Regions from separate parts of the Homo sapiens genome. Here region 2 is linked to region 1. Evidence: read pairs that join two places in POLR2A ChIA-PET (ENCODE). Cell type or tissue: IMR-90. All regions are shown on one strand. Links, peaks and the distances in the headings refer to the core of each region. The heading gives the core; the rest is flanking DNA.

Region 1 (5,383 bases), core at 57-5,056:
ATCTTGTCTAAATCACTTCACCTCTCTGAGCTTTAGTTTCCTCTCCTGGCTTACCTAATCATGCTCACTTGAGTAATATTAAGGTAACCTCATAGGATTGTTTTGAGAATTATACAATATAACTTACATAAAGAACCAGGCACAGTGTCTGAACATAGTAAGTAGTTAATAAATATTAGCTATTAATGATCAAAGCACAGATTTTTTTTTCCAAAAAATCTTCTTTGTCTCCTTAAACCTTGTGATAGGTAAACAGGAAAGGTATTATTATGCTCTGCTGCAGGACACGGAGACTCAGAGGGTTTAAAGGATATACTTTCAGGTCACCTGAGGAGGTCATGCAAAGCTGAGGTCTAGTGATGTCCAGCTCAGTGAAATTTTCCTGCCATCACCATGTGGATAGTTACACTAATAAGCACTCCCATCTGTAAGCCATTTACATCCATGGTTAGTTAGTTTTAGGTATCTAAATAGCCATACCATAGTATCCAGTGATTTAATCAAATGTGAATCTAGGTGTTGTTGTGAAGATATTTTGTACATGAGGTTAACATCTATGATCAGGTGACTTTAGCTAAGGAAAACTACCCTTCATTATGTGGGTGGGCTTCATTTAATCAGTTGAAGGTCTTAAGTGCAAAAGCTGAGGTTTCCTGTAGAAGAAGAAATTCTGTTCTGAAACTGAAGCATCGGCACACACAAATGTGTGTACCTCCACTGGCATCTCAGCATCTGTAAGCAGGCTCTTGACTTTGAACACAAATGTTTCATGTTGAGATGGAGTCCTCAGCCCCAACACATAGGACTTTTCTGGATCCCAGTCCCTACAGTTATATGATAAAGGGTCAGGAGGAGAAAGTGAAGCTTAATATTACTTAAGTGAACATGACTAGGTAAGCCAGGCAGAAAATTATCTTAAAATTTTCTTTAAACGAAGAAGTAGTTTGCTTTTCTTTTCCTTCCCACACAGGTAAGTTTCCTATGATTGTTTCCATCAGTACCTCATGACATCGAAGCCAAGAGGAAGGGTTATCCTTCCTGTGGCCACCCCCAACCGACAAAAACCCTATTACTTATGTTTTGGATTTCACTCCTTCCTGCCCCTTCAGGGCCCTCACTCTATCAATTATCTCCTCCTTTCTGCTTTAACAAGCTTTATTAATGGTGATGATGTTGTTGATGATGATGATAATAGTAATGATGATCTCCATGTGTAAACAGCTGCACAGAATCAAATCACAATCCTATGAAGTAATTTGTTGGTCTTTTCATTGAATAGATGAGAAAACTAAAGCTTAGAGAAGCTGCAGCCCATGCCCATAGCTGCCCTATTAATAGCTAGAAAAGACCTGGAATTTAAAATCAAGCCTGTTTGAATCCAGTGCTTTCCCCAGTGGCTCCTTCATATCTTACTCAACTTGCTCAATTTTATTCCAATAGTAATTTAGTGCAAGGCATGAAGTCATTATTTCTTTAGCCTGTTTTAATTACAAAGCCTAGCTTCAAAAAAGTCTGCCAAACTGTTAAAATGGGGTCGGTCAAATCCTTGTAAGTCCTGAGTTTTGCTATATCAGGTCTTCAGCCCAGGGTTCTCTCTCAGCTTGGTCTGCCAAGCACTAGCAGCAAGGTTATGGGAGAGGGTGTTCTCTAAGGACAACTTTCTTCTCTTTAAAAGATGACAGCTGACTTTCAGTTTCTGGTCCAGCATATAAGAAGCTTGAAAGTAGCCACTATCTCCTAACAATAAGCAAAAAAACAGAACAAACTGAAAACTCAACAAATCTTCTTAGATCTCGATACAATTTTAGTACTTGTCCCTGCCCAAATCTCATGTTGAAATGTAACCCCCAGCTGGGCATGGAATCCCAGCACTTTGGGAGGCCGAAGCAGGTGGATCACCTGAAGTCAGGAGTTCGAGACCAGAGTGACCAATGTGGCAAAACCCTGTCTCCACTAAAAATACAAAATTAGCTGGGCGTGGTGACACATGCCGTAATCCCAGCTACTTGGGAGGCTGGGGCAGGAGAATCACTTGAACCCGGGAGGCGGAGTTTGCAGTGAGCCAAGATTGCACCATTGCACTCCAGCCTGGGTGAAAGAGTGAGACTCCATATCAAATAAAAAAAAAAAAGAAAAGTAATCACCAATCTTGGAAGTGGGACCTGGTGGGAGGTGTTTGGATCATGGGCAAATCCCTTATGAATGTCTTGGTGATAAGTGAGCTCTTGCTCTTATCCCTTGGTGATAAGTGAGCTTTTGCTCTGAGTTCACATGAGATCTGGTCATTTAAAAGTGTGTGGCACCTCTCCCTACCCTTCTCTCTCTTGCTCCTGCTTTTGCCATGTGATGTGCCTACTCCCACTTCACCTTCTCCCATGATTGTAAGTTTCCTGGGGCCTCCCTAGAAGCTGAGCAGATGCCAGCACTGTCCTTCCTGTAAAGCCTGCAGAACTGTGAACCAATTAAACCTCTTTTCTTTATAACTTACCCAATGTTAGGTATTTCTTTATAGCAATGCAAGAATGGCCTAATACAGATCTGTAAGAGAAGTGAGGTTACAGGTCAAACTGCTACCCTCACAAATTGGAGGCAGAGGTGGATATGGAGAATTAAAACCTATCAGAGTGGAAACCCATGAGCAGAAACCTCCACAAGAACAAGTGCTGGGTTCAAAAATCTTGAACTGTAATTAATGAACTGCTGGGGGCTCAGTATGGGCAAGAAGGAGAATTAAAAACTCCAGGGGTCTCCAGTCACAGTGGGATCCTCACACATTTGTGAGTTTTACCTCCATGAGTTCAACCTGCTTCTCACGGTGAATATCAGAGAAAAATTCCTTCTTGCTCCAGCAGGGCGAAGGGAAAAGAAGCCATTTTGAAATATGTCAGAGATTTCTATTCTTCTTAACAAGGTCTACTCTCAGGAGAAACTATTCAACCACAGCCTAATCTGCCGGGGGTTTAGCCAGGAAAGGGAAATACCCAACTCCAGGTCATCTAGCCATCTTGTCTCACTTAAAGGAAGGAAAACTGAGAAGCACTTGAAAACTTCACAGTCCCAGAGGTACAGGCTCACGAAAAGACTTTAGAAGTAATCGTAGAACCTTAGAATGCTTTTCCTCCACAAGCATCTTATTATTACATTATGAAAGGTCTATTTAGAGCATTTTCTTCTACCTGGTGCATCATGTCCAAGTTCAAAAATATTAGAAGGCACTCTAAAAGGCAAGAATACAGTTTGAAGTGATGGAGCAAGCATCAGAATCAGACTCAGATATGGCAGGGATGCTGAAATTATTAGACCAAGAATCTAAAACAACTATGATTAATATGCTAAGGGCTTTAATGGATAAAGTAGACAGTATGTAAGAACAGATGGGCAATGTAAACCAAGACGGAAATTCTAAGATCAAAAAGGGATAAAAAATATTGTGACAAATACAGTATGATTTCACTTATATGAGATATCTTAAAAAGCCAAAATCATAGAATCAAAGAGTAGAATGATGTTGCTAGGACCTGGGGGGAGAAAGAAATGAGGAGTTACTAACCAACAGGCATGAAATTTCAGTTTAGCAAGATGAATAAGCTCTAGAGATCTACTGTACAATATTGTACCTACAGTCAACAATAATGTATCGCAAACTTAAAATTTTGTTGACAGGGTAGATATCATGTTAATTGTTTTTACCACAATAAAATAACGTTAAAACAACAACAATAACAACAGCACTGTAATAGAAATGAAGAATGACTTTGGTGAGCTTATTAGTAGACTGGACACAACTGAAGAAAAATACCTGAGCTTGAAGATACATCAGTAGAAACCTCACAAACTGAAAAGTAAAGAGACAAAAGCCTGAAAAAAAACAGAACAGAATATCCAAGAACTGTGGGAAAACAACCAAAGGTGTAACATATATGTAATGAGAATACCAAAAAGAGAAGAAAGAGGGAAAGGAACAAAGGAAATACTTGAAACAAACAATAACAGAGAATTTCCCCCCAAATTAATGTCAGATATCAAACCACAGACTCAGGAAGCTCAGAAAACACCAAAAAGAAAAAATGCCAAAACAACTACACATGGGAATATCACATCTACACTACATAAAATTAGAGGTAAAGAAAACAATTCTGAAAGGAGTCAGAGGGAAAAAACATCTCACCTACAGAAGAGCAAAGATAAGAGTTGCATCTGACTTCTCAGAGACCATGCAAGCAAGAAGAGAATGGAGTGAAATATTTAAAGTATTGAGAGAGGGGGAAAAAAAACAAAACATAACCAGAGTTCTGTTCCTGGTGAAATAGTCATTCAAAAGGGAAGGAGAAATAGATTTTCTAAGACAAACAAAAATTGAGGAAATTTGCTGCTAGTAGACCTGCCTTGCTTGCAAGAAATGCTAAAAAAAAAAAGTTCTTTAAAAAGAAGAAAAATTATATAGGTCTGAAATTTGGACTTACGTAAAGAAAGGAAGAGCATTGAAGAATGAAAAAGTGAAGGTAAAATAAAAACTTCTTATTTTTCTTATTCTTAACACCTGGGTATTTATCCCGTGTATTCAAGGCTGGTTCAATATTCAAAAATTAATTAATGTAATTCATCACATCAACAGGCTAAAGAAGAAAAATCACATGATTATATGAATAGATGCAGAAAAAGCATTTGACAAAATCCAACACCCATTCCTGATTGAAAGAAAGAAAAAAAACCCAGGAAATTTGGAATAGAGGGAAGCTCGCTGAACTTGATAAAGAATATCTACAAAATACCTAGAGCTAACCTCACACATAATGGTGTGAAACTAGAAGTTTTCCCACTAAGATCAGGAACAAGGCAAAGATGTCCCTTACCATTCCTCTTCAACACTGTACTAGAAATTTTAGCTAATGCCATAAGACAAGAAAAGGAAATAAAATGTATACTGAGAGTGAAGGAAGAAATAAAACTGTCATTGTTTGCAGATGACATCATTATATATGTAGAAACCCTGAAAGAATTATCAACAACAAAAAAAACTTCTGGAACTAGTAAGTGATTATAGGAAGGTTGCAGGATACAAGGGTAATAAACAAAAGTCAATTGCTTTCTTATATACCAGCACTGGACAACTGGAATTTAAAATTAAATATGAAATACAGCTTATGCTAACACTTCCTAAAATGAAATACTTAGGTATAAATCTAACAAAATATTTATAATATCTCAATAAAAACCTACAAAACTATGACTAAAGAAATCAAAGTAGAATTAAATAAATGGAGAGACATTCTATGTTTATAAATAAGAAGACTCAATATTGTCAAGATGTCAGTTTTTTTCAACTTGATCTATAGATCAAATGAAATTCCAATAAAAAACCCAGCAAGTTAGTTTGTGGATA
Region 2 (5,383 bases), core at 212-5,211, 83 kb after region 1:
AGGCCGAGGCGGGCGGATCACGAGGTCAGGAGATCGAGATCATCCTGGCCAACATGATGAAACCTTGTCGCTACTAAAAATCCAAAAAATTCGCTGGGCGCGATGGCAGGCACCTGTAGTCCCAGCTACTCGGAAGGCTGAGGCAGGAGAATCACTTGAACCTGGGAGGCAGAGATTGCAGTGAGCCGAGATCGCGCCATTGCGCTCTAGCCTGGGCGAGAGAACAAGATTCCGACAAAAAAAAAAAAAAAAAAAAAAAAAAAATCCTAAAGAGGAAGTAGAATCAAGCATGAGCCTACTCCCACCCACCTCTTCAGCCTGTGAGTATCTCTATCTCTAAAGCCTAGCACAGGCTCTGATTCATGGCAAATGAATGAATGAATGAATGCTCTAAGCTGTACACAGCTGGAAAGTAAGGCAATATTTTCAAATTAGATGCTGAAAACATATTGGCATAGCTCCTTTCTTTCCCCTTATTTTTAGTTTTTGGCCTAGGTCATAATTAAGTTAAAGATTTCTTCCAGGGGTGACTTCTCAAGTACAATAAAATAGGCAGACTTTGTCTACAGTGCCCCGTCCTTGCATTCAGCAGCTCCATGGTTGTTCATACAGGACTGGGAGATGCTATTTTCTGCCTAAAAGATTGGGATGGGAAAGGCCAGGTTGTGAAGGGAGGCATCTCCACAGTGAGAACTCCTGCAGGCTCCTGTGCTCAGTAACTGTGTTGGCTGCTTTGGGGGCTGCTCCTGTTGGTGGCTCAGTATGAGAGGCCTGGTTCCTGATGGCAATGTGCAAGGTTAGGCTGTTGAGCTCATCAGTTAATAGCTACGTGCCCTGTAGAAGCTGCACCCTCAGCATGTCCATCCTGCTGCTGTTTGAAATCCCATATGCCAAAGCAAGGGCAGTGTCCATCTTGTTTCCAAGCTCATTATTCCTAAAAGATGCAGGATAATTGCCCAGTCTACCAAGCAATGATTTCAGATGATTGCAAGTCAAAATCTCCGCCAGAACCTTCAAACATCCTGCAATAATAATTACATGTCAACTCCGGGGTTACCCTCTAAAGATTCTCCTTTTGTAGTGTGAATATCTCTTTATTATGGGCTGGAACCGATAATAAATTCATCATATGGAGCTAGGTCACAACTAAGTAAGAGCAGTTTAGAACTGAAGAGTCCACACGGCTCACTGCCTTCCCCTGTGCCGTTGACTGCTGGTTTAATAAATCCAACTCATCAGGTAGGTCTTATTTCTGAGAAAAGACTGTGAACACTTCCCACTGGACTAGGGACACCTCTTTATGCCCCCTACTCACTAGAGCACTCTTACTCTATTGACTATATAAACCCCTCAGAATCATTTCCTGTGATTGATTGAGAAGATAAAATCAAAAGTTATTGAGATTTTAAAAGGAAAAAAGAAATCTCACTTTAGAAAAATGGAAAACTTATTTTGCTCACATTCCATAAAATTACTTATATTCTCGCAGGACTCAGCAGAGGATTTTGCCTGATACCTGCCTGGAGTCACATGGGATTCACTTTCCCAGTTGTTCACAAGGAGGTGATTAATGATGAGCCTGAAAGTCACCACTCAGGAAGGATGTTCTTTATGACTTTGGCCTACTTTTCTAAAAATGGACTCAAAGGAGTGAGTCTCATTTAAATGCCTGGAAGAGAAAGTAACCTACCTGATTATTGCAGCCCAAAGGACTCGGGAGAGGGAGACTTCATGAGCAGAGGCTGAAGTAGAAGTTTGGATTAAAAACAATGAAAAAGTAGACAAGCAGTGGAACATAAAATTAAAAACACAAAACAAACACAACAAGCATTTGTAAGGAGAACCAGTTAGCAATACACTCTGATGGTAGATGGGTAATGATGTAAATACAAGCTGAATAACCTCCTCACTATGCATCTGTGAGACACAATTAGGAGAGAGGCTCACAATTGAGTAAGGGAAAGAGCTATAGCAACTTGTAATTAAGCAAAAACAAGCTGCTCAGGAGGCGTCACTAGGCTACGGTTTGTTGTTCTAACACTCACCACCACATAGCACATGCTTTTCTATTTTGCAGAATGCCATTCCATTGACAAGATGTATATAGTTTGTTTTCACAGAGGTCTGTCCTTGCCCTTTCCATGGAAGCAATACTTCTTCTATGATTACTTAGCTGTTTGGGACATGTGCAAATGTAAACAAAACTACCACAACACTTCCAAAGGCGTGGCTGACTCACTGGGCAGCCTACTTGTTGCAGGACGTTCCCTGCACCACCCCTCCCATGGAGATGGCTCTCCTGGTGAACTCCTGCCCCCTCCTTCCCACTACTTCATGCCACAGTGTAGGTGTAAGCAACTACAAAATAGGCCTATGCAGACCCCATGTTCTTTAGTCCAACTTTGGCTCCATGTGAGGAAGGGCAGATATGGCAGCCCTTACCCTCCTGCAGCACAAGGACAGCTGGGGAGACAGAGGGAATCTACATGGGACTCCCTAAATTTGCACAGAGCATAATGAAATCCAGAGTGTTGCAGCCAGAAGGAGATATAACAATTCAAAGGAAGAGGAAGTCGATAAGAATGAAAATGACCAAGAAATGCTTTGTGGATTAAATGGAGGCAGCATGGCATAGTGAGTATGTGTGTGGCTTTCAGAGCCAGCCAGATGACCCTCAATGAGTTCATCAGTGTCTCTGAGCTTTGATGCTCTTACCCATTTTTTTTTCAAATAGAAAATATAATACCCATCCCACCACTCCTAAGTATGAAAGGAAATAACTTATGTAATGCACTCAGCAGTGTTTAGCACATTGTAATTACTCAACAAAGGGAACGATTACTCTTACAGAATTTTGGCTGGACCTAGAAATCTAAGATTAGGGTAGATGGATGGTGAAGAGGGTCATATTCCACGCTGGAAATGAAAGTATAATACACAGTTTTTGCACATACATGTGTTCATTCTTACACGTGTGTACACTCAAGAAACACCTTTCTAATGACCAATGATTGGAGGCAGCAAGAAGGAGACCATGAGCCTGTGATGCTGAAGGAATCCTTGAGTAAACTTTCGACAAGGACTCATGAGTAAGGTCAAGGTTAGGAGGTGTTGGGGAAAAAAAGGTCAATAATAAAACACATTCACTATGTTACCCTACTCTATGCACCTTAAATCAGCACAGTAACCTATGAAATTGACATTAAAGGGTAAAAACTCAGGTTGTTTTCCCAATCCATGGAACCCCAGAGATAACTGGCCTCTTTCATCTTGTTACCTGAAGTATCCAATATGACAAAATCAGGAAGAATCATACATAGATTGTGTTTTATTTCTGGGGAAAAAAAATCTTAAGTTTTCTTGAGAAAGCTAACTGGTCTTGTTAAATCATTTCTTTATTCATTCTTTTAATAAGTACTTTATGGATTATCTACTATATAACAAACATGTGCCAGAAACTGAATAGTGAGAAGCAAACTCTGGTCTCTTCCCTTGTGTATTTTAGAGCCCAACTGGCTGCAGACATCAATTAAATGATAATGTAAATATGAATTTATGAATTGTGAAAAGGGCCATGATGGACATGTTACATAGAGAGCTAAGAATATGCATGGGATCTGATCTGGTCAAGGAAATGAGGATGAACATCTTGTGGGCAGAGATCTGAACAATTCAGGGAATTAAATGGGGGATGGGGAAAGTGGTTTAGACTCAGGGAAACATGAGTGGCCTGAGAGAGAAGGGAGCAAGTGTGGTCTGAGAAACTAAAAGATGGCTATGGCTAAGGTGTTATTAGGTTGACGCAAAAGCAATTGTGGTTTTTGTCATTACTTTCAATGCAAAAACTGCAATTGCTTTTGCACCAACTTAACGGAAGCCCAGTGAACAGAGGCAGAAAAAAGCTGAAAGTATGTGCAAGGACCTGGACCATAAGGCTATGTTAGAAATTTGGGACTTTTTTAAGAGCAATAGGAAGCCCATTGAAGTATTTTAAGGTCTCCCAGACTTGCTGGGGAGAATAAATGGAAGAGGAACAAGACTGAAAATGTGAAGACCAAAATGTCAAGAGTCGTGGGGAGTGATGATGCTGGCTACAAAGAGGGTGATGATGCTGAACATAATCAGAAGTGAATAGACTTGAGAGATAGTTAGGATTTGAAATCAGAGAGACATGGGGACAGATTGGTTATTTGGAGGTGCACAAGAAGGTACCAAGATAGAAAACTAGGACAGGCAAGATCAGTGATCTGAGAGGCTGGACAGTCAGAGGAAATCTTGAGGAAACAGGGGACCCAAGATGCTTCCTTGGGTCAGCAGAGATAAGCAAGGCCGGGTGGTGGGGGCTCTCCCTTGCAAGGTTAGGCTGTTGTGCAAGGTTAGGCTGTTGATTCTATCAGTTAATAGCTACATGCCCTGTAGAAGCTAGACCATCAGCATGTCCATCCTGCTGCTGTTTACCATCCCATATGCCAAAGCAAGGGCAGTGTCCCTCTTGTTTCCAAGCTCATTAGTCCTAAAAGTTGCAGGAGAATTGCCCAGTCTACCAAGCAATGATTCCAGACGATTGCAAGTCAAAATCTCTGCCAGAGCTTTCAAACATCTTGTGATAATAATTACATGCCTGGGGTTACCCTCTAAAGATTCTCCTTTTATAGTGTGAATATCTCCTTCTCATGGGCTCCAGATCTAAAGGGAATGTATTGGCTTCTTCTGCCAAGAGGTGGGTGCTTAGGAAGTGCTACCTGGGAGCCCAAAAAAGAGCCTAGCAGTGAGAATATCTGGGCATGTCCCCTAGTGGGAGCAGAGAGAGCTGTTTGGAAGTTCTGAGGAGTGGTGTGGCACCCAGCAGAGCAGCTCCTGGGCATCTAAGAGTTGTTCACTGGAAACACTCAGTGAAGACAGCACAAGGCAGAGGAAGGTCCCAGGCTGGTATGTGCCTCTCAGAACAGAAAAGTGCCTTTTTCTACCCAGGGTCTGTACCTTACCAGGCCTTCTTTTCATCAGCTTTGGTTCTTCAAGTGGGGAGGAGTCACTGAATGCTCCTTGATACCTGCTAGCAGTGATAATTAAAAAAAATATATATATATACAGAGAGAGTTGTATTTGTAAGTTTTCTAAAGCACTAAGTTGGAAAAACTTGCAAGTGGCTGAGGGTTTCCCCAGGTCACTAAGAGCATCTTCAGGACAAGAGCATATTTTCTATACCACTGCATTCAGAGTGTCGAGCATGACTGAATGAATAAATGCAGTCCTGCTTCCAGGTTAGAGTAACAAGTGCATTTCAGAAGACCTCAGGCAAGGAATCAATCAACAGATGAGCTTGGCAAAATTGAAAATATATTTCATTACTGTTTGTGTGTGGGTGTGTGGGGGCGACACTCTA

Evidence for each region. Peaks named below come from ENCODE experiments on the same cell type or tissue, not always from the same donor. Only the 100,000 strongest peaks of a DNase experiment are listed, where the experiment ranks them.
Region 2: POLR2A ChIA-PET joins it to region 1 with 8 read pairs; 2 of 35 experiments call an interaction of 5 or more read pairs at or near these places.

Annotation. Positions count from the first base shown.
Region 1 is chr13:42,662,876-42,668,258 of GRCh38, forward strand. No RefSeq gene overlaps it. Among named protein-coding and RNA genes, the nearest start is that of TNFSF11, 91 kb to the left of the region's middle. In IMR-90, for the core only: no CTCF peak of the experiment used is centred there; no DNase peak of the experiment used is centred there; H3K27me3 peaks cover 143 bases.
Region 2 is chr13:42,745,502-42,750,884 of GRCh38, forward strand. It overlaps a transcript of LOC124903164 not described here. Among named protein-coding and RNA genes, the nearest start is that of FAM216B, 33 kb to the right of the region's middle. In IMR-90, for the core only: no CTCF peak of the experiment used is centred there; a DNase peak (open chromatin) is centred at 2,130; H3K27ac peaks cover 382 bases.